Regions from separate parts of the Homo sapiens genome. Here region 1 is linked to region 2. Evidence: read pairs that join two places in POLR2A ChIA-PET (ENCODE). Cell type or tissue: A673. All regions are shown on one strand. Links, peaks and the distances in the headings refer to the core of each region. The heading gives the core; the rest is flanking DNA.

Region 1 (10,073 bases), core at 1,905-6,904, 2.0 Mb before region 2:
GACCTAAATTTCTCCATCTCTCTCTCTCTCTTAATTATACACACACACACACACACACACACACACAAACACAAACACACACACAGATCTGGAGGGAGTTAGTTGATACTGAGGACAATAACTTTTTACTCCTATGTCTCTGAATTGTTTAAAATTTTAGTACAATGAATTTATTTATCACTTGTGCCATTTAAAAATAAAAGAAAGAAAACATGTTTTTCCTGCAAGTCAGGAGGGCATATACCTATTTTATAGTGGACAGATCACCAAAAGACAAATAGACAGAATGAAACTATGAAAAAGACTCAACTTGAGAGAAGGGGAAAACCCAAGGAAAAGTGATCATTAGAATGTGACATGAACTAGAGAGGTAGAAAAAAGCTGAGTTTTTTCGTTTGTTTGTTTAGGTAAAGTTTCTGTAGGCTGATGGACTAGAAAGAAAACATCAACAACTTTTACAGTAGAGAAAAGCTTGAGTTTTGAAAAGCAGAGAATGAAGTGACTCAAAGACAACCTCCCATGCCCCTGACCCGCCTTGTGCTCAGCAGCCCTGGGGCGGCGCTGGATGCTGGACCAGCCCCTCCCTGAGCAGCCCTTCTCCAGACTTGCCTCCTCAGTCTGTCAGGCCCTTTTCTCTCTGGGCTCTTGCCTTTAGCAGTTTCCTAGCACCCCATGGGTTTAATTAGCAATTTGATGCAGACAGTCCCCAAAGCGCATCTCCAGAGGTGACCCTCTCTCCTGGGTCACATTCTTCATTTCGAATTCCCTGCTAGTATCCTGTCCTAATATGTCAAAAACAGAACCCATAATCCCCCTCATCTTCCTATTTCCATTTGTTGTTAGTGATAGTACTATCACACCCCAGCCATATAATTTTGGGTCAGAATCTCTTTTCTCCTCCTCCTCCCTTTCCCTGTTTTGTGCCATCAGTTGCTCATATCTGTTGAATCTTCCTCGTGTGTATCTTTCAATTCTGCATTTGAGTGGGGCCTGAAATAGTCCCTATAAACTTTCACCTAAACTGCTGCAATAGTAGGTTAGGTTCCTCTCTGAGGACAGCCAGAATTCATTTCACACGCTGCTGGAAATCTCTTGGAAACAAGTTTATCCATGCAACACAAATTTACTGAGCACCTGTTCATATACCAGGCACTGTTCTAGGCCTTGTAGGTGCAGGTGAATCAGAAGTAAATAAGACAAGATCTCAACTCTTCTAGAGCTTACATTCTAGTGAGCTGTGGCGGACGATTAACAAGAGACCAGAGAGGTAAATAAAACTTCAGAAAATAAGTGCCTTGAAAGAACAATAGATGGGTAATTGCATTGGTAGGAGGTGGGTGGTACTGACAGCTTTTGATAGCGTGGTCAAGAAAGGCTTCTCTGAAGAAACAGCCCAGGGCTGAGACCTGACTGAGCTGAGCCTTGCTTCTCAGGGCTAAACATGTCAGGATGAAGAGCCAGAAAGCGAGAAAGGCCTAGGCAGGGGCAGCTCACAGAGGGCCTTGTAGGAGTCTGGATTTTGTCCTTACTGTGAAGGAAACACATTGGAGGGTTTTAAGCAGGGATCAGATCTAAGCCAATTTAATATGTTAAAAGATTACTCCAGCAACTATGTGGAGAATAGCTTGTATGGGGCTGAGGTATGGGAAAGGTGGTAGCAAAGAGAAACTTAGGAGCTATAGAAGTTGTCCAAATGAGAGATGATGGTGACTTGAACCGGGGAGGCACCAAAAATATGTTGAGAGGTGGTTTGGAGTGTTGAGTTAAGAGGAATTGATTGATAGGTTTATTGTGGGGCATGAAGGAAATCATTGATGCTGATATAGTTTAGGTATGTGTCCCCTCTAAATCTCATGTTGAGATGAAATACCCATTGTTGGAGGTGGGGTCATGTGGGAGGTGATTGGATCATGGGGGCAGATCCTTTCTGGCTTGGTGCTGTCCTCGTGATAGTGAGTGAGTTCTCCCGAGCTCTGGTTAAGTGTGTGGCACCTCCCCCTCACTCTCTCTCTCTCTCTCTTGCTCCTGCTCTCACCATGTGACACACTGGCTCCCACTTTCTCTTCCACCGTGAGTAAAAGTTCCCTGAGTCCTCCCCAGAAGCCAAGCAGATGCCGGTGCCATGCTTCCTGTACAGCCTGCAGAAACTTGAGCCAACTAAACATCTTTTCCTTATAAATTACCCAATCTCGGGTATTTCTTTATAGCAACACAAGAACAGCTTAATTCAGATGGTTTCACAGTTTTGGCCTGAGCAACCATGTGACAAAAGTCTATTAACTAAGATTATAAATATTAGTTGACAAATATGTTTGGAGGGCAAGGACAGAGACATGTTAGGTTTGAGATGCCTATTAGACATTTGTTGTAGGATGATATTTTAACTATTTATCTTGCATAATTTCTAGCTTTTTATTTTGAAAAATCCCAAACATACACAAAAAAAGGAAGAACAAAATAATAGACACCCATGTATCCATCATCTGGCTTCAACAATTACCAGTATTTGGCAAATCATGTTTCATTTCTACCCACACATGTACAGTTGCCCTCTCCCCACCCAGCTGGGGTATTTTTGAGTAATTTCCAGACATTATAGCATTTTACTCCCAAATTCTTTTTATCTAATAATTGGACATCCTTTTATAACATATTCACAAAACTATGATCAAACCTAACAAAATTACCACAACTTTCTTCATAGCATCTACTATCCAACACCCATTGTTTAAAATTTTCTAATTGCAGGTATGTAATTAAGAGCTTAGAAATAAACCCTTGAATATACTGTCAAATGATTTTTAACAAAGATGACAAGACCATCCAATGTAGAAAAGACATGGTTTTCAACAGATGGTGCTGGGAAAACATGAAAAAGAATGAAATTGGGCCCTCACCTAAGACTGTATGCAAAAAAAAAAAATTCAAAATAGATAAAAAATCTAACAGCTACACTATAAATATCTTAGAAAAAATCATAGATATGTATCTTCATGACATTAGATTTGGCATTGATTTCTTAGATATGACAGCAAAAGAAAGATCAACTGGAGTTCATCAAAATGTAAACCTTTTGTACATCAAAGGATACTATCAACCAAGTGAAAAGGCAACTCATGAAATGTCATAAAATATTTGTAAATTACATATCTAATAAGGAGTTAATATCCAAAATATATAATGAACTTGCACAACTCAACAACAAAGAAACCCAATTTTAAAATGGGCAAAGGACTTGAAGAGACCTTTTTCCAAAGAAGATGTACAAAAACCAATAAGCACGTTAAATGATGTTCAACATCACTAGTCACCAGGGAAATACAAATAAAAACCACAATTAGATACTAACCAACACCCATTAGGATGGCCATTATAAACAAACAAACAAACAAACGAACAAAAAACCCAGATAATTAGTGTTGGTGAGGATGTGGAGAAATTGAAACCCACATTGCTGGTGGAAATGTAAAATTGTACTGCCACTGTGGAAAACAGTATGGTGATCCCTCCAAAAATTCAAAATAGGCTACTATATGATCCAGCAATTCCCCTTCAGAATATACAGCCAAAAAAATTCAAAGCAGAGACTCAACAGATATTTGTACACCCATATTCATACAGCATTTTTCACAATAGCCAAAAGGTGGAAGCAATCCAAGGGTTCATGGACAGATGAATGAATAAACAAAATGTGGTATATACATACCATAGAATATTACTCAGCTTCTAAAAGGAAGGAAATTCTAACATATGCTACAGCATGGATGAAACTTGAAGACATTAGCTAAGTGAAATAAGTCATTCGCAAAAGGACAAAGAGCTGTTTGATTCCATTCATATGAAGTACTTAACAGTAGTCAAATTCACAAACATAAAAAATAGAATGGCAGTTGCCAGTAGGAGGGGTTAAGAGGAATGGGGAAAGGATAGTGCTTTTTTTTTTTTATGTGTATACAGTTTCAGTTTTGCAAAATAAAAACCGTTCTGGATATTGATTGCACAAAAATGTGAATGAACTTAACACTACTGAACTATATGCTTAAAATGGTTAATATGGCAAACTTATCTTACATATATGTTACCATAAGAAAAAAACATTTCCACTTGCATCATAAATGTCTTTTTACAATTGGGTTGTTTGGATAGGGATTCAAAGAAAGTCCACAGATTGCATTTGGTGTCTTGGTTTCCTAATTCTCTATTAACTGATAACAATTCTTTGTCACCCAACCCCCTGTTTATCTTTTATTGTTGAAAAAACCAAGTTGTTTGGTTCATTAAATTTCCACATTCTGGATTGGCTGATTGCATTCTTATGGTGTCATTTAACATGTTCTATTTCCTATCCTTGGTAGCTAAGTCTAAAGCGTTGATTAGATTCATGTTCCAGTTTTTTGGTAATGATATTTCCTAGGCAACACTGTGTACTTTCTATTGTATCATGACAGGAAGCACTTGCTGTGCCACTCTTTTTCTGATGTTAAGATTGATGTCTGAATGCAGGCAGGCATTGTCAGCCTGATCTATCCATTATAAAGTTCTCCATCAACTTCTCACCCAGCAGTTCTAGCAGCCTTAGAGGGCCATTGATAATCTACCTCCATTATTTTCTTATGGGATCCAAAAAAGAGATTTTTCTAATTCTGTCATTCTCTCAGTACTCATTAGTTGGAATTCTTCTATAAAGATTACTTTTTTCATCAGAACTATTTGATAACTCTAAAGTTTGTTCAAGAAGTCAGGAAAAATGTTTTATTCTTTCCCTTATTAATTGGTTTTCAGAATAATGGGCTGATGCCTAAGCAACTTTTTATTTTTTCTCTCTTTTTTTTTTTTTTTTTTTTTTTTGAGATGGAGTTTCACTCTGGTGCCCAGGCTGGGGTACAGTGGCATGACCTCAGTTCACTGCAACGTCTGCCTCCTGGGCTCAAACAATTCTCATGCCTCAGCCTCCTGAGTAGCTGGGATTATAGGCACCCACCACCACACCCGGCTAATTTTTGTATTTTTAGTAGAGACAGCGTTTCACCATGTTGGCCAAGCTGGTCTTGAACTCCTGACCTCAAGTGATCTGCCCACCTCGGCCTCCCAAAGTGCTGGGATTACAGGCATGAGACACCGTGCCCGGCTGCTTAGCAACTTTCAAAGTTTACCAATTACTCTTCTGCTTGTTTTATTTGTAAACATGGATTTTTTCATATATTTATTTTCAACTCATTGCATTGCATTCTTTTTCTTCTTTTTTTTTTTTTTTGAGACAAAGTCTGACTCTATTGCCCAGGCTGGAGTGCAGTGGTGTGATCAGTGCTCACTGTGCCTCAACCTCCTAGACAGAAGCAATCCTCCCACTTCAGTAGCTGGGGCTACGGGCATATGCCACCATGTTCAACTAATTTTTTAATTTTTTGTAGAGATGGGGTCTCCCTATGTTGCCCAGCCTGGTCTTGAACTCCTGGACTCAAGCAATCCTCCCATATCGGCCTCCCAAACTGTTGGGATTATAGGCCTGAGCCACCATACCCAACCTCAGTATTCTTTTTGATGCTCAATTTGTCCCATCTCTGGCCAGTGGGAGTCTCAAGTTGGATCCTGAGTCCTTTTAATAAAACCTCAGTCATCTTTATTAGCTTATTTGCTTTCTGTTATCACATGATTTTCTGGAATTATCTTGTATATTTCCTGCTTCAGACCTGGAATCAGCAATTTCTGCCAGGAGCCTTAGGAAATGGTAGTTAGAAACCACAATCCAGGAGGCAGGGATATTAATTGCTACTGAAACATCATTGTTTCTAGGCCTTTTCAATATCCACAGTTAGAAAATAAGTTTTGTTGTTGCTTTGTGTATTAGTCCATTTTCATGCAGCTGATAAAGACATACCCGAGACTGGGCAATTTACAGAAAAAAGAGGTTTAATGGACTTACAGTTCCACATGGCTGGGGAGGCCTCACAATCATGGTAGAAGGTGAAAGGGACATCTCACATGGCAGCAGACAAGAGAAGAGAGCTTGTGCAGGGAGCCTCCCATTTTTAAAATCATCAGATCTCGTGAGACTTATTCACTATCACAAGAACAGTATGGGGGAAACTGCCCCCATGATTCAGTTATCTCCCACCAGTTCCCTCCCACAGCATGTAAGAATTATGGGAGCTACAATTCAAGATGAGATTTGGGTGGGGACACAGACCCAAACTATATCACTTTGTGTTTTGTTCTGTTTTGTTTTTGAGACAGAGTCTTGCTCTGTCACCCAGGCTGGAGTACAGTGGTGCAATCTCGGCTCACTGCAACTTCCGCCTCCCAGGTTCAAGCGATTCTCATGCCTCAGCCTCCCAAGTAGCTGGGATTACAGTTGCACACTGCCATGCCCAGCTAATTTTTGTATTTTTAGTAGAGATGGGGTTTCGCCATGTTGGCCAGGCTGGTCTCGAACACCTGGCCTCATGTGATCTGCCTGACTCTGCCTCTCAAAGTACTGGGATTTCGGACATGAGCCACAACACCTGGCCGTTGCTTTGTGTTTTGTTTGTTTGTTTGTTTTTGTTTGTTGTTGTTGTTTTGAGACAGGGTCTCACTGTATCACTCAGGCTGAAGTGCAGTGGCAAGATCCCAGCTTGCTGCAACCTCGACCTCCTGGGCTCAAGTGATCCTCCCGCCTCAGCCTCCCAATTTGCTGGGACTACAAACATGTGCCACCATGCCCAGCTAATTTTTAGCTTTTTGTGGAGATAGAGTCTCATGATGTTGCCCAGGCTGATCTCAAACTCTTGGGCTCAAATGAACTTCTGCCTCAGCTTCCCAAAGCGCAAGGATTGCAGGCATGAGCCACCATGCCTGGCCTGCTTTGTTGTTTTCCTTTTTTTCAGAGAAAAAAATCATGAGTTCTTATCATATTTCCAGAGTATAGTGTTTTAACTTAACTTCTTTAATTTTTATATATGTATCTCTTTATCCTGAAAATCTTGGTTCCCAGTGACATGACATAATTATTTATTTACTCCATCCCATTATATACATATTATGATTTCAAAATAACAATGCCAATATAAAAACTAACAATATGATATCTAAGTACAGTTTAAGATTTATTTCCAGTTGTGTCCTTAGAATATATTTCACTAAGAATGCATTTCCAAAATTCGTTGTGTCTTAAAGTCACATGTGTGCCTAAGACACAAATTCACAAATATAAAATACATTTGTTTTATTTTGGCTCATTTGGTTTCCAGTTCTTAGAGATTGCATTATTTGTTGTTGTTGTCTTTATTTTTATCTAATTTTATTTTAAAATTGGGTAAAAACATTCACATGGTTCCAAGGTCAAACTAAGTACACTTATCAAAGTATGTTTAGAAAAGTCTAGTATCAATTTTTATCCCTGCCACTCAGTTACCTCCCTCCTCACTCTCTACCAAATAACCATTTTCACTAGTTTTTTGTTTATCATTCCATTATTGTATTAATATATGCAAATATAAATATGTATTTATATTTATATTCCTTTATTAGGTAAAAGGTAGCATATTATAGACACTATTCTGCCCTTAAATTTTTCACCTAATGCTATACATAGCAGGATAGCAAGATATGGAGATTTCTTCATTTCTTTTAACCCCTGCATGGTCATCCATTGTGTGAATATACCATATTTTGTTTCAATTCGTCTCTCATGGCTGGACATTTAGGTTGTTTTCCATTTTGCTGTTATAAATGGTGTTATCATGAATTGCTTTGTACATGTCATTCCATATTTTTCCCAGTGAATCTTTGGGAAAGATTCCTGTAAGTGGGATTGCTGGGTCAAAGCAAAAATGCATATGTAATATTGATAGATATGGACAATCTCCCTTCACCAGAGCTGTACTCCTGTCAATAAGGTATGGAAGTACCAGTTTCTTCAAAGCCTTGCCAACAGAATCCAACTGTTAAACTCTTAGATTTTTGCCAGTCTGAGAGGTGAGAGATGGTATTTTAATGTAGTTTTAATTTTCATCTCTCTAATGATAAACAAGATTGAGCATCTTTTTGTATCACAAGTGGCATTTGTGTTTCTTTTCCTGTGAATTGTGTGCATATTTCTTGTCCAGTTTCATAAGGTTGTTTGTCTTGCTTCTTAATTTGTAGAAGTTCTTTAGATATTAGGGATAGATATTAATCCTTTTTCTGTGAGAGAAATTGCAAATATTTCTCCAGGTGTCATTTGCATTTTTTGTTTGTTAGTTTCTCAAGACAGGGTCTTGCTCTGTCACCTAGGCTGGAGTACAGTGGAGTCATCATAGCTCACTGCAGCCTTGACATCCTGGGCTCAAGAGATCCTTCTGCCTCAGCCTCACAACCAGCTGGAACCACAGGCATGTGCCACTACACCCGGCTATTTTTTTATTTTATTTATTTTTTGTAGAGACGGGGTCTCCCTATGTTACCTAGGCTGATCTCTAACTCCTAGGCTCAAAGGATCCACCTGCCTTGGCCTCCCAAAGTGCTGGGATTACAGGTGTGAACCATTGCACTCAGCATCATTTGTATTTTTACTTTGCTTTTAGGGGTTTTTGCCATGCAGAATTTTAAAAAATTAAACCAAAGTTATCAAACTTTTCTCTTAGTTTTTGGAAATTTTCACTCACATATGGTAAAGGAATTCACCCATGTTTTCTTCTAGTATTTGTACAGTTTTGTTTCTAACCCATTCAGGATTTATACTGGTATATACTACACAGAATAAATCCATTTTTATCGTTTTCATACGCCTATCCATTTGTGCCAACACTGCTTATTTAAAAGTCCATTTTTCCCCACTGATTTCAGATGCTGCTTTTATCATGGTCTGAATTTCCATGTGCAGTTAGGTTTATTTCTGGATATTCTATTTGGTTCCATCAGTTGTCTGTTCATTCACTTGCCAATACAATTTTCTTCTAATTATAGAGACTTTGTAATGTTTTAACATCTGGTTTAAGATCAAGCCTCCCTCTCATTGTTTTCCTTTTTTAGAGTTTTCCAGGCTATTTCTGTTTAGTTGCTTTTCCAAATGAAACATATAATCAATTTGTTTAGCTTCAAGAAAAAAAACTGATAATATTTATCACAATAGATATCTTTTTTTTTTTTTTTTTTTGTGAGACTGAGTCTCGCTCTACCGCCCAGGCTGGAGTGCAGTGGTGCGATCTCGGCTCACTGCAAGCTCCGCCTCTCGGGTTCACGCCATTGTCCTGCCTCAGACTCCGGAGTAGCTGGGACTACAGGCGCCCGCCACCACACCCAGCTAATTTTTTTTTTGTATTTTTAGTAGAGACGGGGCTTCACCGTGTTAGCCAGGATGGTCTCGATCTCCTGACCTCGTGATCCACCCGCCTCGGCCTCCCAAAGTGCTGGGATTACAGGTGTGAGCCATCGCGCCCGGCCTAGATATCTTTATAATATTGAGTCTTCCTATCTAAACTTACGGCCTACTATCTGTTCATATCTATTTTTGTGTCTTTCAGGAGTGTTTTATTCATATATGTTTTGGTCATTTCTTATTATTTATGCCTAGGTACTTTTGTTGGTTTTGCTGCAATTATAAAAGGAGTCTTTAAATCTTCCAACCAGTTGCTATTTTTATATACGGAAGCTATTGCTGGCTGGGCATGGTGGCTCACACCTGTAATCCCAGAACTCTGGGAGGCCAAGGCAGGATCGCTTGAGGCCAGGAATTTAAGACCAGCCTGGGCAAGACTCCATCTCTATTTTTTTTTAAAGCTATGGCTTTCTATATATTGATTTTATAACCTGCACTTTACTAAATTCTGTTAAGTGTTTTGGCAGTTTTTCCAATGATTTTTTTTTTTTTAGTTTTCCTGATATATAATATAATCTGTAAACAGAAATAATTGTATCTATTTTTCTCTAATTCATATGCCTCTGTCTACTGGCACTGGATGATAATTTCAAACTGGTTTTAAATAGTAATGATGACATTGTCCATCCTTGTCTTATTCCTGAATTTGGCAGGTATTTCTCGATTAAGTAAGATGCTGACTTTAGGGATGAGATACATAAAATTTTCAGATGCATTTTTAGTTCCCAATAAATCT
Region 2 (10,073 bases), core at 1,976-6,975:
ACAGTTGTCAGATTAGGCATTTAATGAAATACACATGAGCAAGGAGGAAAAGGAAGGGAGAACTGGGAGCAGTGTGCAAAAGAGTGCGCTAAGGCCACAGGGGCCCTGATGCCTCTGAGCCTCAGGAAGGAATTTGCTGGAGCCCAGCTGCAACCAATCCAAGGCAGGGAACTGAGTCAATGGGATGGAACACCCCGCACCCCCCATCCCCACCCCCACAGCATTTCAACATTGAACTTCTGCAGATAATGGCTAATGACAGAACTTTAGTACGATGGGCAGGGAAGATATTCAGGGACATGAGGGTCTCCTGGTGCCCCTTGGAGCAGCCTAATAGCCTCTACTCGTTGGGCACACAGCCTGCATTCAAATGAGCACCACAGGGAGAAACAATTGTAGACAGAATTCAAATTAGGAACGTGGCCAAATAGCTTTTAGATGCAACAGACTATTTGAGAAACTTCCAGAGAGAAATAGCCTGTGCTGTTAGCTCCTTCTGGGAGGAGCCACTCTTTCCAGTGTCACAGGGGCCAGGAAGCTCACGCTTGGAAACCCCACAGCCAAAACTAAACCTTCTTGCTGACATTCCATCTCAATTTGACTCTTTTATTTCATGTCCAGCCCAAGACTGACAACATGACACACTTTTGTTTTTGTTCCAGAAAGCAAACAAATGTAAAGCTTTGTACATGGAGAAAAAGGCCAAATGTGGCTATTATTCCTCATTAAAACTTCAAGTGTCAAGCTCTAAACCCCCAGGAAGATGGTAAGCAGGAATAGCTGAGAGACATTTACTGCCCGAGAGAGGAAGTGAAAGATAGACAGGGAAGGACAATACAATTGTGCTGTCCCCACCAGTGCTGCTATTTCCAGGGTCTTGCTGAGCAGAGCCTGGGCTGTAGAGTGAGTTCCAATCCCATGCCTCGAGCCATATCTGTCATCCTGTAGCCTCAGCTGCTGCCTTCAAGAAACACATCTCAGCCTCACGCTGGGAGGCAGGAGGTGGGTGTCCTTTCAGCACAGCTGTGCCTCGGATTCAAGACCTTATGTGACATTCCAGACTCATCACCACCAAGAAAAATAAAGATGCATGATTTCATTTAATCCTCACTACAATCCAGTGGAAAGGTATTAATTTAATCCCCATTTTATGTGTGAGGAAATTAAGGTTTAGAGAGATTAAGTAACTTGAAAAGGATTAAAATTATGAAATGAGGACCTGGATGCAATCGGGATGCCTCCTGTCTTGAGAGAGAGAGAGAGGAAATGGCAAAAATGCATCCCTTTTATTTTTATTTAATTTAATTTATGTATTTATTTGAGATGGAGTTTTGCTCTTATTGCCCAGCCTGGAGTGCAATGGCACGAACTCAGCTCACTGCAACCTCCGTCTCCCAGGTTCAAGCAATTCTCCTGCCTCAGCCTCCCGAGTAGCTGGAATTACAGGTGCCTGCCACCACAGCGGCTATTTTTTGTTGTTGTTGTTGTATTTTTAGTAGAGACAAGGTTTCACTATGTTGGCCAGGCTGGTCTCGAACTCCTGACCTCAGGCGATCTACCCTCTTCAGCCTCCCAAAGTGCTGGGATTACAGGCATGAGCCAATGTGCCTGGCCGCCTCCCTTTTAAAAAAGCTGACGTATCCTACATTTTGTATTTGCTCATCAGTCACATGAGAAGGTAGACTTGGAGAATATATGTGAGCTGTGGAGGCACAGTGGCATTAGGTCACATGTAGGTGTCACCATTACCTGGCACAGAATCCCTGTGAGAAACTGGTGTCTTCCCCCATTTACCCATGAAGAGACTAAGGCTTCACCAAGTCAAGATGGGCCGAAGCCATCAAGTTAAGAAGTGGAGACGCTAGAAGAAAAAGCTCATTTCCCACCCAGTCTAGACCCCTTCCAGCCAACTTCAGCTGCCTCCCAAATTCTTTCTTCACTCCTGTGGTGTGCTCCAAACTGTGCTGTATATTTATTATTTTATTTAATGCACACAACAGCTTGGATGGCATCATATTATTGTGCATTGAAAATTACCAGAGTTCCATCGAAGCTGGGAGTTGAGCCGTTGTTCTTGTGCACTGCTGCCATTGCCATTGACAATGCAGAACTTTGTGAACACCTTGACAGGTAAGACCATTACCCTTGAGGTCAAGCCCAGTGACACCATTGAGAATGTCAAGGCAAAGATTCAAGACAAGGATGGCCTTCTCCCTGACCAGCAGAGGTTGATCTTTGCCAGAAACAACTGGAAGATGAGCACACCATCTGACTATGACATCCCCAAAGGTCCACTTGGCACTTGTTTCTGTACTTGAGGGGAGGTGTCTAAGTTTTCCCTTTCTTTTGAGCTTTCAACAAATCTCATTGCACTTTTCTTTTAATAAAGTTGTAGCCCTACCCTCCCCCAACAAAAATTGCAAGTGTTAGAGCTTTGAGACTTTCAAATAAAATGCATGAAGCTTTACATTTCAATCCTTGTGTTGGTACCAAGGTTTGGCCACTCTGAGAATACACAGGCAGAGAACACATTATCCATTTCTACAGTATTTCAGTTCTGGGTCTGAAAAGACCTAAGTCTGAAGGTAGAAAAAAAAATCATATAATGGAGGATAATATTGAAGTTTTTTAAAAAGATAGAAAAGCTTATTTCCCATTTGATCCACCAGCCCAGGTAACAAGCAATGCCTTGGGTCACCTTTCAACACAACTACAACATAATGAAGCTTCTGCAGACAGTCTCTCAGGGCCTTAACTTTACTCATTTGAAGCTGGTACTGAGGTATTTTAAATTATGTTTTAATTTCTTTATCCCACCATGACAGAATTATGTGTCTGGGAGATTCGTTGTGACATTATGTCCGCAGAATTAGCTGTGAATCAGGAATGAGTGTGCCCCCAAGCAGCTCCATTTACTTGATATTATAAAGTGAAAATGTCATGGCTAATAATGCATGTCTGAGTTGTACTCAGTTTAGTGAAAGTCTGAGGCTGAAAACCTTCTGAACCAAAGAAAAAAATTTAAGATCTCACTTTTGGGGGGTACAGTAGATAGAAGAATTTTAAGGGCAGAGTTCTAAACTTTGTCTCTGCTCCCTGCAATGGCATTCTACACGATATACTCTTGAAGGGGGGGCTTGTGCTGGGGTGGGGGTGGGTGGTACATGGGAGACTCTTGACTGGCTGGCAGGGTACTAGGTCTAGGGGGAGGATTACAGGGAAGGAGGTTACTTTCTAAAAATTCACTAAGCTGCTCATGTATTTAATGCAGTTTTCTGTGTTTGTTATTTTTAACAACTTTTAAGGTATTTTTGTTTTATTAAAGGGGCCCACTATGGGCAAGGCAGGGTGCCAAGCTCCATGGGTTTAAGATCCCCTGCATCTCTTTTGTTCACTGCTGACTCTTAAGCACTCAGAAAAGTGCTTGGCACATAGCAGACACCCAGTACATATTTGTTGAACATTGTTGAAGATCACACAGAAGAAAAAGACATTCATCATTAGATATTGTCAAAACCCACAGGATATACATCAAGAGTGAGCCCTAATGGAAACTAAGTACTTTGGGTGATAATGATGTCTCAGTTCATGTTACATCATGGATTGTAACAAATGTGCCACTCTGGTGCAGAAATGTTGACCATGGAGAAGGTTGTACATGTGTGTTATGGGTATATGGGAAATCTCTGTAATGTCCTCTCAATTTTGTTGTGAACTAAAACTGCTCTAACAAATAAAGTCTATTTTTTAAAAATGTTAAGACATTAATTTATTCATTTCCTGCTAGAGATACTTGATAAAATGAATACACCTGGTAGGACTCAGTCTCATTCGGTAAGTCAAGGGGCCTAGGAGCCAGAATTATTTTTAATTTTGTATTATGAATATTTTCAAACACATAGAAAGATGGAGAATTGTTGGCCCGACGCAGTGGCTCATACCTGTAATCCCAGCACTTTGGGAGGCTGAGGAAGGTGGATCACCTGAGGTCAGGAGTTCAAGCCTAGTCAACATGGTGAAACCCCGTCTCTACTAAAAATACAAAAATTAGCTGGGCATGGCGGCAGGCGCCTGTAATCCTAGCTACTCTGGAGGCTGAGGCAGAAGAATTGCTGGGACCCGGGAGGTGGAGGTTGTAGTGAGCTGAGATCGTGCCATTGCACTCCAGCCTGGGCGACAATAGCGGGACTCTGTCTAAAAAAAAAAAAAAAAGCCAGGCACAGTGGCTCCTGCCTGTAATCCCAGCACTTTGGGAGGCCAAGGCAGGCGAATCACCTGAGGTCAGGAGTTCAAGACCAGCCTGACCAACATAGAGAAACCCGGTCTCTACTAAAAATGCAAAATTAGCTGGGCGTGGTGGCGCATGCCTGTAATCCCAGCTACTTGGGAGGCTGAGGCAGGAGAATTGCTTGAACCCAGGAGGCAGAGGTTGCAGTGAGCCAAGATGGCACCATTGCACTCCGGCCTGGGCAACAAGAGCAAAACTCCGTCTCAAAAAAAAAAAAAAAAGAAAAGAAAGATGGAGAAGTGTCTAATGACCACTCATATATCCACTACCTAGATTGCCAGTTAACATTTTTACCATGTTTGCCTCAACTTTTTTGCTAAAGTATTTTGCACAAATTATATAGACACCATGAAAATAAGAACATTTTCCTTACTAAAATCAATACCATTGTAGAGCTAACAAAATTAACAATTATTTATTATCCTCATCTAATACCTGACTCATATTTAAACCTTGCCAATAGCTTTACAAAAAAGTGTTATTCCTAGTTTATTCTTACCAAGATCCAATCAAAGTCCATGTATTACATTTGGTTGTTATATCTCTTAAATCACTTGTAACCTTTATGAGTGCTCTCCCAACTCCCTGTACCCTTTATTTGACATAACATCAACTTGGTGAAGAGACCAGGCCAGATGTCCCTCAGAATAGCTGATATAGTTTGGATATTTGTCCCTGCCCAAATTTCATGTCAAATCGTAATCCCCAGTGTTGGAGGTGGGGCCTGGTGGGAGGTGATTGGATCATGGAGGCAGGTCCTTCACGAATAGTTTAGCACCATCCTGATGCTAAAGTTGGTGTTGTTCTCCTGATAGAGTCCTCACACGATCTGGTTATTTAAAAGTTTATGGCACCTCCCGCTTCTCGCTCTCTTCCTCCTGCTCCAACCATGTGAAGGGTTGGCTCTCCCTCTGCCTTCTGCCATGATTCTAAGTTCCCTGTGGCCTCCCCAAAAGCTGATGCTGCCATACTTCCTGTACAGCCTGCAGAACTGTGAGCCAATTAAACCTCTTTTCTTTATAAATTACCCAGTCTCATGTATTTCCTTATAGCAATGCGAGAAAAGACTAATAAGCTACTTTCAGATTTTGTCCAACTGCTGAATTTGTAGTGTCATTTAATTTATTCCACTAACCCATGCATTCCTTACACTTAAATCTAGAGATTGTAAATTTACATTTTAGATAAGACATCACTACTGATGCTGTGTAATATTGCAACACATTGTGAGGTGTGTCATATTTAATTGACCCATTATCAGTAAGCCAGAGACAGCTTCAGCCCTCCATTGTAAAGTTTCATTTTTTTTCAACCATCAAATAATCTATGGAGTAATACTTCAGCAGCACTAGTGTTTCCAAGTCTCCACTTATCTGTCACCTAATGGTTTCATCATCCACTGAATGATTCTTATCTCAATCAATTACTTCATTAAGGGTTGCAAAATGGTGATTTCTTCCATTCCTTCTATACTTATTAGCTGGCAGTCTTTAAGAGAGAGAGAGAGAGACTGGGGCTGGGTGCAGTGGCTCATGCCTGTAATCGCAGAACTTTGGGAGGCCAAGGCAGGCGGATCACAAGGTCAGGAGTTCAAGACCAGCCTGACCAAGATAGTGAAACCCCATCTCTACTAAAAATAGAAAAATTAGCCAGGCATGGTGGCACACGCCTGTAGTCCCAGCTACTCAGGAGACTGAGGCAGGAGAATCACTTGAACCTGGGAGGTGAAGGTTGCAGTGAGCCGAGATCACACCACTGCACTCCAGTCTTGGTGACAGAGTGAGACTCTGTTACATAAAAAAAAAAAAGAGAGAGAGAGAGAGTAAAAGAGAAGGAGAGAAATTTGTCTCATTAACTGCTTCTACTGAAAAGGCAAGGTAAATAATCATTAACTTTGAATTATCATTTTTCAGAATAAGGAGTAGGTGACAAATGATATTTTGTTTTCCTTTGTTCTCTGGTTTTCTCTTTTCTGAATATCATTTTACAGACTTGCAGATTTTTATACATTCAGTGTGTTTCATTCCATTGCAGTCATTTTTTTGAAGCTCAAATAGTTCCATCTTTAACCATTAAGAGCTCTTAATAAACTGGCTCTTTTTCTGGCACAAAGCAAGATGTCCCAGGCTCACCTTGTACAATCCCTCGCCCACACTCAAAATCAGCCATTACTCTAAAGACCCTGGTTTCTTTTAATGGGGAATGGTATTTAGTCATCAAAATCTAAGTGCTAGGAGTACTTACCTCTGTTGGGTTGTCAATGTTTCTAGGCCCTCCCTTTCAATGAACAGAGGTGAAGGGGGATATCTATGTATACATGTGTAGGTATATATATGTGTATATATATATATATATATATATATATATATATTTTTTTTTTTTTTTTTTTTTTTTTTTTGAGACAGAGTCTTGCTGTCACCCAGTCTGGAGTGCAGTGGTGTGATCTCGGCTCACTGCAAGCTCTGCCTCCTGGTTCATGCCATTCTCCTGCCTCAGCCTTCCAAGTAGCTGGGACTACAGGCTCCCACCACCACATCTGGCTAATTTTTTGTATTTTTAGTAGAGATGGGGTTTCACCGTGTTAGCCAGGATGGTCTCGATCTCCTGACCTCATGATCTACCCGCCTTGGCCTCCCAAAGTGCTGGGATTACAGGCATGAGCCACCATGCCTGGCCATATGTATATATTTTTAAATTATGTATTCATATTGAAATTTCCAATACAAATTTAATAACATGGGGGTTTTAACATTTTTTGTTTTTATACTTACATTGCTTTTCTCTTATCCTAAAAATTTTAGTGGTTAACAACATGAACATAGTACTTATTTTCTTATCTTGCAATATACATCAAATAGTTTCAAAATAAAAAATTCCAATATAACTTGCTTTAAGCTCCTGAATTTAAGATCTCTTGTCCCAAGAATATATCCCACTAAGCATGTACAGTTATTGTCTTCTAAAGGATTTGAAATAATTATTTTCTTGCTATGTTTGTTGTCAATTTGATCTATTATTAGATTTATTTATTTTCCATTTTAGGGACTTCTTTTTGAATATTAAAAGATTTACTTAGTCAAAACAATCAAAATTATCAAGTCTTGTTTCCGTCTCCTCCATCTTATAATATCATTAAAAAGTTAACATTTTTACACTTTTTCATATTCCTTCTCTTCCTCTCCTCTCCCTTCCCTTCCTGAACAATTCAGTCCTAATGCCCATAAGCAGGTCAGACTAAAGCAGGTGGCTATGGCAGAGAGTAGAGGGAACTGTGGTTCTCCACAGCAGGGGCCAGAGCCCAAGCTGGGTAAGGGGGATGTCCACAAATGGGGGTGGCTCAGCAGAAGTTGTCAGAGCTGGGGTGGGATGAAGAAAGCTTCCACACAGTGTTTCCACCTGGTGCAAGTATCAGAACACAGGAGGAGTAAGGAGAGTATCTGCATGGGAAGAGGGCAGAAACAGTGATGGAAGATTGGCTACATACAGGTGGGTTGAGCAAATAACTTAAATATAGTAAGGAAAATGGGAGACAGGTTTCTCAGTATCCAAGAATGGAGTTACTAATATGGAAAGGGAGAAAACTAGAATGAATCTTGTGATATTAGATAGAAAGCAGAGGAATCAGGCTAAACTCTGTTTTCAAAATATGTGCATATATATAGAAATAAATGTAGATGTAAATTTATATACACACAAACACATATAGATATTCATCTGTCCACTGAGACAGCATGAGTGCAGTGACACCCCAATAGTAATGAGCACACCTATCACTTAAATCTTAGTTTCTAAACACCATTCTCCACTAAAAGGAACCAGGTGTCTTTGTAGAAATGACTGATTCCAGGGCTAAGGCAGAGGAAGTACAACATTAGTTTAGAGCATCTTGTACCAAAAAAAATAAGGAAGTACTCCAAGAATAATGAAATCATCTCAAAAGGACACAAAAGCCAGCTTGAAAGGGCTCTCATAGTCAAATCTAAGATAATTTGGGCCTCAAAATAAATAACGATAGTGTGATTTGGCCGTTCTTGCATTGCTATAAATACCTGAGACTGGGTAATTTATAAAGAAAAGAGGTTCGATTGGCTCACAGTTCTGCAAGCTTTTGAGATGATGCTTTTGAGTTCTGTCCTTTTGAGATGATTTCATTATTCTTGGAGTACTTCCTTATTTTTTTGGTACAAGATGCTCTAAACTAATGCTGTACTTCCTCTGCCTTAGCCCTGGAATCAGTCATTTCTACAAAGACACCTGGTTCCTTTTAGTGGAGAATGGTGTTTAGAAACTAAGATTTAAGTGATAGGTATGCTCATTACTATTGGGGTGTCACTGCACTCATGCTGTCTCAGTGGACAGATGAATATCTATATGTGTTTGTGTGTACATAAATTTACATCTACATTTATTTCTATATATATGCACATATTTCAAAAACAGAGTTTAGCCTGATTCCTCTGCTTTCTATCTAATATCACAAGATACATGGTGCTGGCATCTGCTCAGCCTTTGGTGAATCCTCAGGGAGCTTTCAATCCTGGTGGAAGGTGAAGGACAAACAGGCATATCCCATGGTGATGAAAGCAAGTGAAAGATGGGCAGGGGAAATGCCACACACTTTTAAATGACCAGATCCCACGTGAACTGAGAGTGAGAGCTCACTTATCACCAAGGGGATGGTCCAAGCCATTCATGAGGAATCCACTCCCATGGCCCAAACACCTCCCGCCAGGCCCCACCTCCAACACTGGGGATTACAGTTCAACATGAGATTTGGGTGGGGACAAGTATCCAAACTAGATCAGATAGTGACATTATAACCCATGAATACAATAGGAAATCATGATATTCATTAATTAATCAATAAAAAGTTTGTTGAGGAACAAGATACTGTATTTACATGGCGTAAAAGCACCTTCCTGCAAATGTATATTAATTACAAAGGAGAAAAAGCTTAACTCCAGTGGAGGAGGACTCCTCCAAGTGATCAAGCTCAACATGATCAGTAATAGAACAACCCAAAATTATGCACCACCTGATAAGGTGCAATAAGAACACACATCATTTCTGTGATATTCCTGCCAAAAATGTACAGCCCAAATGTAATCATGAGGAAATAGGAAACTCTTCAACATAACTGGCCTGTAATCTTCAAAATCTTCAAAGTGTCATGAAAGTGAAGACTGAAGAACTGATCCAGATGTTAGAAGACTAAAGAAACTGGACTCTAAATGCAGTGTGTGATGCTCAACGTGATCCTTTTGCACTAAAGGACAATACAGGCACAAGTGCTGAAACTGGATGGGGTCTAGGGATTCGATGGCAGTCATGTTTTGATGTTAATTCCCTGATGTAATGAGCATACTGTGTCCCCGAAAAAGGCACATTAAACATTTTGGTGTTGGAAGGATCACCATTTCAGCAATTTACTCAAAATGATGGTGAAAAAGAGGTATTTGTACCAGACTTGTAACTTTTCTTTAAATTTGAGATTATTTTAAAATAAAAGGTATTTTTTAAGTTTTAGATAGCTTTATTAGCTATTTTTATTAGTTTCTGATTTAACCTTTCAGTGATTGGCAGAGCAAATTTAAGAAAAATATACATAAATTCTTATTTCCTCCCTTCTTATGCAAACCTAGGATGTTCTGCAACCTCCTTTTAATTTTTTTCACATGTAACAATATATTCTGGATAACATTTCACATGAGTACATGTGGAGATCTTCCTCACTCTCTTTTATGGTTGCATAGTGCTCCATGCCCTCAAATGATGCTCATTTGAC

What was found. ChIA-PET counts read pairs that join two places held together with the same protein. Peaks named below come from ENCODE experiments on the same cell type or tissue, not always from the same donor. Only the 100,000 strongest peaks of a DNase experiment are listed, where the experiment ranks them.
Region 1: POLR2A ChIA-PET joins it to region 2 with 9 read pairs; 2 of 35 experiments call an interaction of 5 or more read pairs at or near these places.

What each region holds. Positions count from the first base shown.
Region 1 is chr12:45,634,154-45,644,226 of GRCh38, forward strand. No RefSeq gene overlaps it. Among named protein-coding and RNA genes, the nearest start is that of LINC00938, 89 kb to the right of the region's middle. RefSeq lists a silencer at 433-727. In A673, for the core only: no CTCF peak of the experiment used is centred there; a DNase peak (open chromatin) is centred at 4,438.
Region 2 is chr12:47,591,106-47,601,178 of GRCh38, forward strand. No RefSeq gene overlaps it. Among named protein-coding and RNA genes, the nearest start is that of RPAP3, 110 kb to the right of the region's middle. In A673, for the core only: no CTCF peak of the experiment used is centred there; no DNase peak of the experiment used is centred there.